2 separate regions of the Homo sapiens genome follow, and region 2 is linked to region 1. Evidence: chromatin loops called from intact Hi-C (ENCODE). Cell type or tissue: endothelial cell of umbilical vein. All regions are shown on one strand. Links, peaks and the distances in the headings refer to the core of each region. The heading gives the core; the rest is flanking DNA. Region 1 holds the start of LOC105376311 (a long non-coding RNA gene). Region 2 has its middle 63 kb from the start of LINC02247.

What was found. A loop is a pair of places that touch in the nucleus more often than their neighbours do. Peaks named below come from ENCODE experiments on the same cell type or tissue, not always from the same donor. Only the 100,000 strongest peaks of a DNase experiment are listed, where the experiment ranks them.
Region 2: it touches region 1 in a loop (14-fold over the local background); 2 of 110 quality-filtered maps call a loop at or near these places.

What each region holds. Positions count from the first base shown.
Region 1 is chr9:134,440,228-134,445,587 of GRCh38, forward strand. RXRA (retinoid X receptor alpha) reads left to right here. Exons shown (of 10, transcript NM_002957.6): 10 at 1-358. LOC105376311 (a long non-coding RNA gene) reads left to right here and starts at 4,976. Exons shown (of 5, transcript XR_007061841.1): 1 at 4,976-5,332. RefSeq lists an enhancer at 3,111-3,689. In endothelial cell of umbilical vein, for the core only: a CTCF peak has its summit at 3,279 (motif pointing left); a DNase peak (open chromatin) is centred at 3,294; H3K27me3 peaks cover 440 bases.
Region 2 is chr9:134,229,292-134,234,651 of GRCh38, forward strand. No RefSeq gene overlaps it. Among named protein-coding and RNA genes, the nearest start is that of LINC02247, 63 kb to the right of the region's middle. In endothelial cell of umbilical vein, for the core only: no CTCF peak of the experiment used is centred there; no DNase peak of the experiment used is centred there.

The DNA of each region.
Region 1 (5,360 bases), core at 163-5,162:
ACAGACGATGGCAGAGGAGAGGGCTCCTGTGACGGCGGCGAGGCTTGGGAGGAAACCGCCGCAATGGGGGTGTCTTCCCTCGGGGCAGGAGGGTGGGCCTGAGGCTTTCAAGGGTTTTCTTCCCTTTCGAGTAATTTTTAAAGCCTTGCTCTGTTGTGTCCTGTTGCCGGCTCTGGCCTTCCTGTGACTGACTGTGAAGTGGCTTCTCCGTACGATTGTCTCTGAAACATCGTGGCCTCAGGTGCCAGGGTTTGATGGACAGTAGCATTAGAATTGTGGAAAAGGAACACGCAAAGGGAGAAGTGTGAGAGGAGAAACAAAATATGAGCGTTTAAAATACATCGCCATTCAGTTCGTTTGTTCCGTGTGGGGACTTTTTTGTTTGGAGCGGGAGGGCCCGCGATCAGCCCCCACCAGCCCACCCTCCTGTCCACCCTACCTGCCGGTCCTGTGCGGCGAGGCTGGCATCCTCTGTGGGCCATACTCTTGAGAGTTCTCTCCCTGTCCACTGGGCTCTGCTGCTCCTCCAAGGGGCAGGGGGCTGGGGCCTCCGTGAGGGCACCTCTCAGCAGCCGTGGGCACTGGGCCTGTGGGCGCCTGCGGAGCACGAGTGTTCCCACCTGTCCCTCCCCAGGCTGCCTAAGCATCCACGCCTCTGCAGCCACGCTGGCCCAGATGGGCAGGAGGTGCACCCAGAGGGCCAAGGAACACACGATGTCACCCAGCTGCCCCAATAACAACAAGTTAATGATGCCCCATCTGCATTGTCTCCTGTGATAAACGCCCTCTGTCTCCATGCTGTCTGGGGCTGGGCTGCTCCCGGCCTGGTTTGGTCTTCGTGCCCGGAGCCCTCTCATGCACCTGTGTCCAGCCAGGCACCCTCCCCGAGAGGCACCAGACACACTGAAGATGGGGAGTGGGGCTCTGAAGGTCCAGGTCCTGCCCTGTGGTGGTGGGCAGAGGACAGTGTGGCCTGTGCCCAGAGCTAGGGTGGCTCCCGGGTGAGACTTAAAATGGAACGGCCTGCCACCTGAAAGGCAGGGACTTCCTGATGGCACTCCCCTCATGAGCACACACACATTCACACACGTGCATACTCAAACACGGGCACGGACACGCTCACATGGACCCTCGCACCCATTCATACGCATGCACACACCACGTGCTCACACAGATGCTTTGGCATGCACACCCATGCAGAACTGCTCCCGTGCACACACCCATCGCTGCCCTTGCACACACCCATGCATGCTCCCATGCACACACACCCATACAGGCTCAGTTGCACACACCCATACACGCTCCCGTGCACACACCCATACACGCTTTCATATGCACATACATCCATATTCCCATGCACACACACCCATACACACTCCCATGCACACACACCCATACATGCTCCCGTGCACACACACACTCATGAACATACACACTTGCACTCAGCCCTGGAAGGATCGACAGAACAGTGGGGGTCTTGGGTGCGGGGCTGAGCCAGCCTCCCTTGGTGGAGTCAGGACCCCACACCAACATTCTCCCTCTTCCTGGGAACGGCGGCTGTGCGGCTGTGCTCTGAAACTCTGGGCCACTCCCTGGGCCCCCAACCATGGCTGAATGGTGGGTGCCACAGGAGTCTCGACTCACTTTGCCATCTTAGGAGCCCCCCTGGGTCCCAGCTGCACATCCAAAGGATCCTCCCTGGGCTTCACACCCTCCCCTGCCAGGGCCTCGGCTCTGCCCACTGAGACCAACCTGGGCTTCTCCAGAGGGGTCCAAGTGTGAATGGACCCCGAGGGAGGGCGGAGTCCTTGAAGTGGCCACCCGCTTCCTCTGTGTCGGCACAGCCCTCTGCCGACCTGGCTTGCTGAGTCTGGCCCACCCATGTTCTCTGCATATAATCTTGCACACATGAAGCACGTGGGCCCCTTCCGTGGTCTGGAAAAGGGGTCGGCCCTGGGGCTTCGGGAGCTGGGATGTGGCCTCCCTGCTGAGAGGCCTCCCATCCTGCTGCACATCTGCGCACATGGCTGAGTGCTGCTGTGTGAGACACCAGCGGTTGGAAGCTGGCTCTGTGCCCTGGTGGCCCCCTGGACTCTGGGCACAGCCTCCACGGACACCCGTCCTTGGGGTGAGAGTGAGCCCTCGGAGTTCTCAGGCCAGAGCGCAGGGACAAAAGGGGAAAGCTGAGGTCTGTGGTTGCAGGACACGGACCCCTCGGGGCTCTGGGAGAAGCCCAGGAAGGGGAAGCTTCCCGTAAGTTCCCAGGGCCTTGGTGCTTGTTTTAATAATGGGGCAGGGTGTTACTATGGGACTTCCTGGGGTGAGCGTGGGGGGAGTTTGGTGCCCCTCCAGGGACACGAACACCACCCCGTGCTCCCACCAGCCAGGCAGAAACTCCAGGCTGCTGGCTGGCGCGGCATCGCAGGACAACCCAGCTTTGGGCCTCCCTTCGGCATTTGGTTGCCACGGTGACTCCTGCCCAGGGCAGTCCCTCTGGACCAGAGATGCTGGGCTTGATAAGTTCTTCACCGTCACTCTCAGGCAACGACAGCAAGCCAGTGTGGGCTGGAGGTTTGTGAACTGAGAGGCAAGGGAGGGGGCAGGGGCTCAGGCACCTGCGGTGGGGGCAGGGACACATGGCTCCTGGATGGGCACCGCTGAGCTCCCTGTGCTTCCGTCCCTGCCATCAGCCAGCAGACAGCATGATGGGAGGAAGGGCGCACGTGGGGAATGGGGCGCATCCTGAGAGCACATCCTGAGAGAACGGGGCAGCCCCTGCACTTTGTGCAGGCAGTGCACACTCAGGGCGGAGGAGGGGTCATCGCTGTGCCCAAGGACAGCTGCACCTGGGTGACCAGAGGAGGCCAGGGAAGTCTCAGGGGCCTCAGGAGGAAGGGGCTGGGGCGTGGAGACATCGGGAAGGGCCACATAGAGCCTTCAGCCCAGTCCCCTGGATTCTCAGATGGGCACAGCCGCCCCCTGGCAGGGACTCAGACAGCATCGGGGCGGGCAGGCCATTGAGTCTGGCATTTTCTACCTGCCTTTCTGCAGCGAGCCCCCTCTGTAAAGATGCCCGGAGGGAGCCCGCAGCCCCTGCAGAGCTGTGTCCCCACACTTCGCAGAGGCCCTGCGAGGAAGGAGTTTGCCCAAAGGGAGGCCAAGGCAGGACCAGGTCCCATCCCACCACCTCGGTTATGGAGCTGATTAGGAACCCGAGTGTCCCCAAGGACAGATGCCCCGGCGCCTGCTGCGGCGTGAAGCAGCCCTGCCCCCTGCTGGCGACGCTGGGACAGCGCGGGTCCTCCAGTCCCTTCTTGCTCCTCCAGGCCTGTGGGTGCCACAGTGGCTTCCGGCAGTGGGGTTGATTACTGTGAGTCAGAATCACCTGGGCGCTCCGCCACCCAGCCATACCCCTGCTCACTGCAGCAAGCGGTCCAGTCAGGAGCCGGCTTCATCCCAGTTTCACCAAGATGCCTCAGCAGTCAGCTGTTCGGGAAGCTGGGCACACAGCCCTACTGGGTGCCAGGTGGGCTTGGCCTGCAGCAGGAGCAGGGTCAGGGAAGGTGAGGACAGAGCGCCAAGGAGGGAGGGGGGCGGGTCCTGCCCTCTCTGAGCCTCAGTTTCCCCATCTCCCCACCTCCAAAGTGAGGACAAACTCCCCACTTTCCAGGGCTGTTGTGACCAGGGCCTTGGTCACCCAGAAAATGCTTTAGGAGGAAGCAGCCACTTCCTCCTTTCTTTTGGTGTGAAGAGGCTCTAATGCAGGGCATGGGTGGAGGAGGCCAGGCCGACTTTGCTCCCTGAGCAAAGGGTGGTGAGCAGGAATCCTTGGAGATTTGACCCGGGGTCCACCTCTGGACAAGCACAGGACTGTAGGCCCAGGTTCCAGGGCCTGGGATCCAGGAGGTGGCATCATGGCTTTTGCCCATTATGGGGGATGGGGAAGGTCAGGTACCATGGTGCCCTCCAAGGTGAGCAACGGAGCCTTTGAGGTCCAAGGGCAGGGCAGAGACCCCTGTGTGGGTCAGTGGGGGCATTTGGGAAGCACAGAGAGGAGGCTCAGTGGTCTTCCTTCTTTCTCACTCCTTCCCCCCTCCCTCCCTCCTTCCCCTTCCCTCCTGCTTTCCCCCTCCCTCCTTCCTTCCCTCTCCCCCCTCCCTCCTTCCTTCCCCCTCCCTCCTCCTTCCCCTCCTCCTTCCCTCCTTTCTCCTTCCTTCCCCCCTCCTTCCTTCCCCTGCCTCCCTCTTTCCCTCTTCCTCTCTCCTTCCTTCCCCCTCCTTCCCTCCTTCCCCCGTCCCTCCCTCCTTCCCCCTCCTTCCATCCCCCTCCCTCCCTCCTTTCCCCCTCCACCCTTTCCCCCTCCCTCCTTCCCCCCTCCGCCCTTTCCCCCTCCCTCCTTCCCCCTCCCTCCTTCCTTCCCTCTTCTCTTTCTTTTCCTCCCTACCTCCTTCCTTCCCTCCTCCCTACCTACTTGCTCCCTCCTTCCCCTCCCTCCTTCCTTCCCCCTTCTCCTTCCTTCTTTCCTACCTCCCTCCTTCTTTTCTCCTTCCCTCCCCTCTCTCTCCTTCCCCCTCCCTCCCTCCTTCCTCCCTCCTTCCCTCTGGTGGCAGGTGCCTGTAATTCTAGCTACTCAGGAGGCTGAGGCACGAGAATCTCTTGAACCTGGGAAGCAGAGGTTGCAGTGAGCCAAGATCTTGCCACTGCACTCTAGCCTGGGAGACAGAGTGAGACTCCATCTCAAAAAACAAAACAAAACAAAACAAAAACAAAAACCACAAACAAACAAAAATGTGAGAAGGACATGAGATTTGGGAGGGGCCAGGGTTTGGCTCTGTGTCCCCACCCAAAACTCATGTTGAATTATGATCTTCCATGTTGGAGGAGGGGCCTGATGGGAGGGGACTGGATCATGGGAGTGACTTGCCCCTTGCTGTTCTCGTAATAGTGAGTGAGTTCTCACGAGATCTGGCTGTTCACTCTCTCTCTCTCTCCTGCTGCCATGTAGGACGTGCCTGCTTTCCATTCGTCTTCCACCACGATTCTAAGTTTCCTGAGGCCTCCCCAGCCATGCCTCCTGGACAGCCTGCAGAACCGTGAGCCAGTTAAACCTCTTTTCTTTATAAATTACCCAGTCTCAGACTGTTCTTTGTAGCGGAGTGAGAACGGACTGAAACAGCACCTGATCAGCCCTTAGGACAGTCAAGGTCATCAAAGACAAGGAAAGTCTGAGAAACTGTGACAGCCAAAAGGAGCCTCAGGAGACACGATGACTGAATGTCCTGTTGCGACATAGATAAAGGTGTATCAGTGCTGGCTCATGATTGCAACAAAGGTGCTAGACTAACGTGAGATGTTAGTGT
Region 2 (5,360 bases), core at 171-5,170, 210 kb before region 1:
TCTGTGGGAGGAAGATGGTGTGGGCCAGGGGTTGGGTCCTACTGCTGTCTGGTTGGCATGGCTGTGCCACTTTCTCATCTCGTGGCTTCAGCCCACCCCCCACCGGCTGGAACAAGGCTCTCGTTGCCTTTTGGGAAGAGAGGTGCCCAGGTGTTAGGCCTCTGAGGGCCAGGACAGCGCTGGACACATGAAAGGGTCCTTACTGCATTCCTACCACCCGCAGTCCACCCAAGGCTTAGGACTTGGGGACAGGTCAGGGCACACCCCCCAACCCCAGGCCTTTTGGTGCTTTAAGTGGGCTGGGGCTGCTAGAACCCAAACCGCAGTGCCTCCCTCTCTCACTGGCCACTTTAGAAAGTGGATTTATTGGCCTTGTGGTTTCTGAGCGGTTTTGGCTCACAGGTGCCCAGAGCTCAGCCCGGCTGTGGAGTCCCCCGCCAGTCGCTGGGAGCCAGAGGGGTGGACAGCCTGGCAATCCTAACACTGGCTGGCCCTGGCTCGACACCCAGTTCCCAGCTGGGCCTCTGACTGGGCCGTGTCCCGCTGCAGCCAGGTGGGAGGATGCTCCTGTGCCCCCAGGGGCTGCCCCCGACGGTTCGGCTGGGGTCCTGGGGTTGGCTGTTCCAGTGCCCTCTGGCTCGCGGCAGCCCCAAAGCCAGAGCCCGCTACTGGTTATAAGCTCAGACGTGGGGAGGCGTCTACCCCATGTAGGGAGCGGCGGGCCGTTGGGGGCCAGGGCTCTGCCCTTCCCAGCTAGATCCGCCTCTTCCCAACCACGAAGGCAGGGCAGGGCCTAGGTCAGGACAGGCAAAAATGGGGGCATCCTGCTCTGCAGCTTCCCACCTGCCACCTTGGAGGGACACCCTCTCTCTAGGGTTCGGTCTTCTCCTGCCTCATAGGGTCCATTCGGTCACTCACCAGGCATTAACTGGGCACCTACTGTGTGCTTGGTGCAGCTCCAGTCCCAGTTCTTGTTGGTCCAGTCCCCACTCCACCTCTCACTTTACCTCCTGCCATGCTTCTCCCTCTGGGGAGCCTTCCTGTCCTCCCCACCCCGAGTCGGGCCCAATGTTCTGCTGTGGCTCCCTGGTCATGCGTGTGTTTCTCCCCGCAGCTCGACACCTCCCAGGTGTCTAGGCAGGTCCTGGTCTGCCCGTCCCTGGGCGAGGGCCATTTCCACGCGGGGTGCTGCCTCCGAGGCTCATGGGTGTTGCTGGGTGAATGATGGTGGGCTTAGGGCCAGGGGGACTCGAGGAGGTTGGCAGGGTGAACCTGATGCCCCTGCTGATGCCATAGATGCGGGCAGTGCCAGGCACCTTGCCTGGCGGCACAGACTCTGGGAGGGGAGGCCACCCAACAGCTGGCGACACTGGGCCTTGGAGGGTAGAGCCACTCGCCAGATCGACAGAGGGTGCCGGGGCTGATCTGGCCTCGGGACTGGTCCCTGTCACTAAGGCTGGCCTTGGCATCTGTGCTGCATGGAGGCCACACCTCCCCAGTGCCTGGCCGATCCCCAGGGGAGCTCCGTGTGCCCTCAGCACCATCATTACGGGGTGGAGTGGTCCTAGAGGAGCTAAGGACCGCCCCGTGATGAGGTTCTGCCCTCAAAGCGTGCTGCTCGCCAGGCTCCGTGCAGCTGTGTAGATGAGGGTCCCATTCTCCACTGACCCTTTGGTAGCTCTCTGCAGAGCTGGGCTCCCGGCTCCTTCCTATCCTTGGGGGTGCTCGGCAGCCCCGGCTGAGAATGACGTTAATCAGGGTTTCCTCCTGGCTGGTTCCAGGAAGATTCAGGGTGAGGAGGGAGGGGCTGTATCCGCACTCAGGAGCCCTGCGTCTGTGCAGACAACCTGCAGACACAGGCGGACCTGGGGCCCTTCCACAGCGTGCACACACGTGCGCCCGCAGACACCACATCTGCCCATGGAGGCCATGGTATGGGGCACACATGCCGGTGGGGCTGTGGGCAGCCTGCGTGCCCCCTGTTGCCGCCCCCCACCCTGGCAGCTGGGAGCCTCCTTTTGCAACTCTCACATTTATTTTACAGTGCTCTGCATCGGCAGAAGCTTTCAAAACACTTTCTGCTTGTTTACCGAGCTGTGCAAGAACATTTTGTCTCCACTCCAACTTAGCCTTCCTTCCAGAAGGATCAGGAACGTGCCCATCTCCAAGCGGCGCCAGCAGTGGCCCCAGCTTCTTAAAGGGCCAGCTGGGCTCACCTCAGAGGGGGCAGTGGGGGCTTGGACAGAGGCCAACAGGCCGGTCTCTTGCCACCCTCAGGGACTGCCGGCCGCTGACACTGGGCTCCCGGTGAAATGAAGCGTTAAAGGGTTGGAGGCTGGGAACCAGCGCTGGGGTGACTGGACAGGCTGCCTTTCACCCTGGCAGAATGCTGAGGGGATTGCAGAGAGGACAGCCTCGAGTTACTACCTTGTAACCTCAATTTGGCAAGATTGCCCTGCCCGGGTACCCTCCGCTTGGCTGCTCCCTGAAGCAGGGCCAGGGTTATGGGGGCAGTGGGGACTTCTTTACTGTTCCCATCTGCTGAAGGCCTGGGCTGCGGGACAGGCCCCTGCACACGGGGCTCATGAGGCAAACCCCGGCTGCTCCCCAGGTGACCTCCGCTTTGGCAAGGGCCAGCTGACCCCCCTGTCCCCAGGGCCAGCACAAGTTCTGTCCTGCAGCAGGGCCTCAGTGGAGGTGGTGGAGGGAACATCTCAAGGGGCTGGGCCTGGCTGCCTGACCCTGCGTGCTGGGGGTTCCGGCTTCCCCGGGAAGGCAGAGCTGCTGGGTGGGGAGGGGCTGCCTGCCTGAGACCCAGTTCCCCTCCTGCCCTCCCCTGGGGCTGTTGGTAATTTGTTGGAAATTTGGAGAAGCGACCTTTGTCTTGGCTGTCTCACATGGCATCATCCTGGAGCCCCTTCCCCTGCCCAGCGATCCCCCACCCCCCTCCAGTTTCCAGCCTTGACAATGGCCTGTCTTGACCCCCAGTGCTGCTCACCAGCAACGCCATCGAGAGCCCCAGACCTTTCCCTTCACCCCCTCCTGCTCCCCCGGGCCCTGCTGCCTCCTGAGCTCATGGCCCATTTGGACACTAGCTTTGTGGATGCAGCTCCACCGCAGTTGATATTAAGGAAATGAATATTGAATTCACCATGGTCCTCCAAAGTCTGAGGAGGTTTTTCAGGGAAACACACATATCCCAGGAAGACACGTAGGAGATGGAAAAGTAGAGCCAACCCCAGAGGGCAGGATTAGGTGAGGAAACAAGCAGCCGTGACCATGTGGTTGGACTTGAGTGCAATGTTGAGCTTCCTGGCAGCCAGGGCAAAAAGGGAAATGTGACTGGAGAGGGGCTCTCTCTGTTCATGAGAGGTCTTTTATGACATTATTTGTCAGAGGATCCTTAACTCCGGGCCTGGAGGAGCACGTAGTACGAGGCAGACGCAGACCAGATTCCTCCTGGGGCTCTTGCTCCTAGAGCAGTTGTGAGTGGGGCTGCCCTCGCTTGAGGGTTCAAGCTGTGAGGATTTGCCATCGGCAGGGGAGGAGGCTCTGCGGGGTTGAGGGTCCCTGAAGCCACAGAGCCTGGGTGTGGTGAGCCCCTGCATGTGTGAGCGGATTCACAGTGGTCACTGTGCTCTGGCCCCCCAGGGGCTACTCAAGGACCCCTGGACCTCTCTATGAGATGAGAGCTGGGAAGGCAGTTGGCAGACTAGCTTCGGGCCCTGCCTGGCCACCTGACCACCGTGAGGACTTGGGTGGGTTCCGCCCCTTCTGGGCTCCTGAGTCTCTCACCCCTGACCCACACTGTGAAATAGGAAGGGCAACCCATGCCGACTCTGGCCCTGCTCCCTGCCAGTTTGTGCCCGGGAAACAGGGCACTGCCTGGTCTCGTGGCTTCCTGCCCCTGCCCACGGCCACGGCCGCCTCTCACATCCTGGCACTCCGCCTCGGGCTGAAGGCAGACTTCGCTGTTCCAGAGTTGCTTAAGTAGAAAGTAACCGGCCCAGGTGTCAGCATCTTGTTAACCTCCTTCAGCCCAGGCTGTGACACTGGGAGACACAGGGCCCAGACACCAGAATGGGCAGAGAACCGGTTCCTGGAAGCGGGGAGGGCCCCAGGCCCGCCGTCCTCACCCCCACAGGGTGCCACCAGAAGCCCACCCTGGCAGCTGCCCTGGCTCTCCACCCACCTCTGCGGCCCCCACTCCGGTGCAGCCCATTCCTCAGCAGGATGGGATCGCTGTGTCTCTAGGGCCTCCAGACCCTCCTCTGAGGCAGAGCTGTGTGATTCCTCCCTTTCTCCTGGCACTTCCAGCCTTAATGGTTTTGAAAGATCCCATTTCTCCCGCCTGCCGCCACCCGTCAGGAGCCTTTCCTCTCGCTACCTCCTGTGCGTTTTCTCTTCTAGAAAGTCCCTGTGGGCAAGGTGCGGCGGCTGTGACCCAAGCAGGTGAGGGTGGCTCCAGAACACCCCAAGTCCCTCTCTCTGCCCTCAGATATGAGCCAGGGTCTGGGCTGGGCCAAGCTTCCAGCTCCCCAGCTGCAGCCAGGCTGGCCTGACCTGTGGCCCTGTAAGGCCTCTGGGACCTCCACTGTGCCCAGGAATTGGGTCTTCCCTGTCCATTCACAACCAGCCGCCAACACACAGGCCTCAGCCCTCCTGCCTCCTCCTGGAGAGTGTGGCCGGGCTCCCCACCTGTCCTGAGAGCAGGGGCTGCCCTGCCCTCCTCCAGAGCCCAACTGTGTGGACCTCAGGGTGGATGCTTCAGGCAGAACACCTGCAGGGGGCCAAAGGCACAACATCAGCACAGCCTGTTGGGAACGGAGCCCTCGGTGGTGCGCACAGGCCGGGGTCCCCTTTCCCTGGGCTGCAGCCTCCAGGGGCGGGTGGCCATGGGATGCAGCAGAGCTCAACACGGCTGAGCCCATAGCTTTGAGTCAGTGCCTGTGCAGGCCTGGACAGGTGACTGGCCCCGCGCCTGGGCTTCCCCGCTGGAAACGGAACGGAGGTCTGCCCAGTGGCTTGCAGGTGACTGTCAGACGCTGGCAGGTGGCCCTGGCTGGGATGCTGAGGTCCGGAGCAAGCTCATAGATTCCTTTGGGGCCTGGAGCAAATCAGAAAAGCAGGAGCCCTCACCTCCGCCACACACTTCTCAAGGAGTGGAGTGGGCGCGCTTCCAGAGCCCGGGCTGCTGCAGGCTACTGGAGAGGGGCTTGCTCCATCCCCTCTGGCCCAGCTGTGGAGGATGCATTAGGAGGAAGCATCGACTCTTCCTTAGGCCTGGAGTCACCTCCCTGTCCTCCTCGGCTCTCCTTGGATGACAGGTCAACTCCTGGCACCCTCTCGCCTCCGGCTTC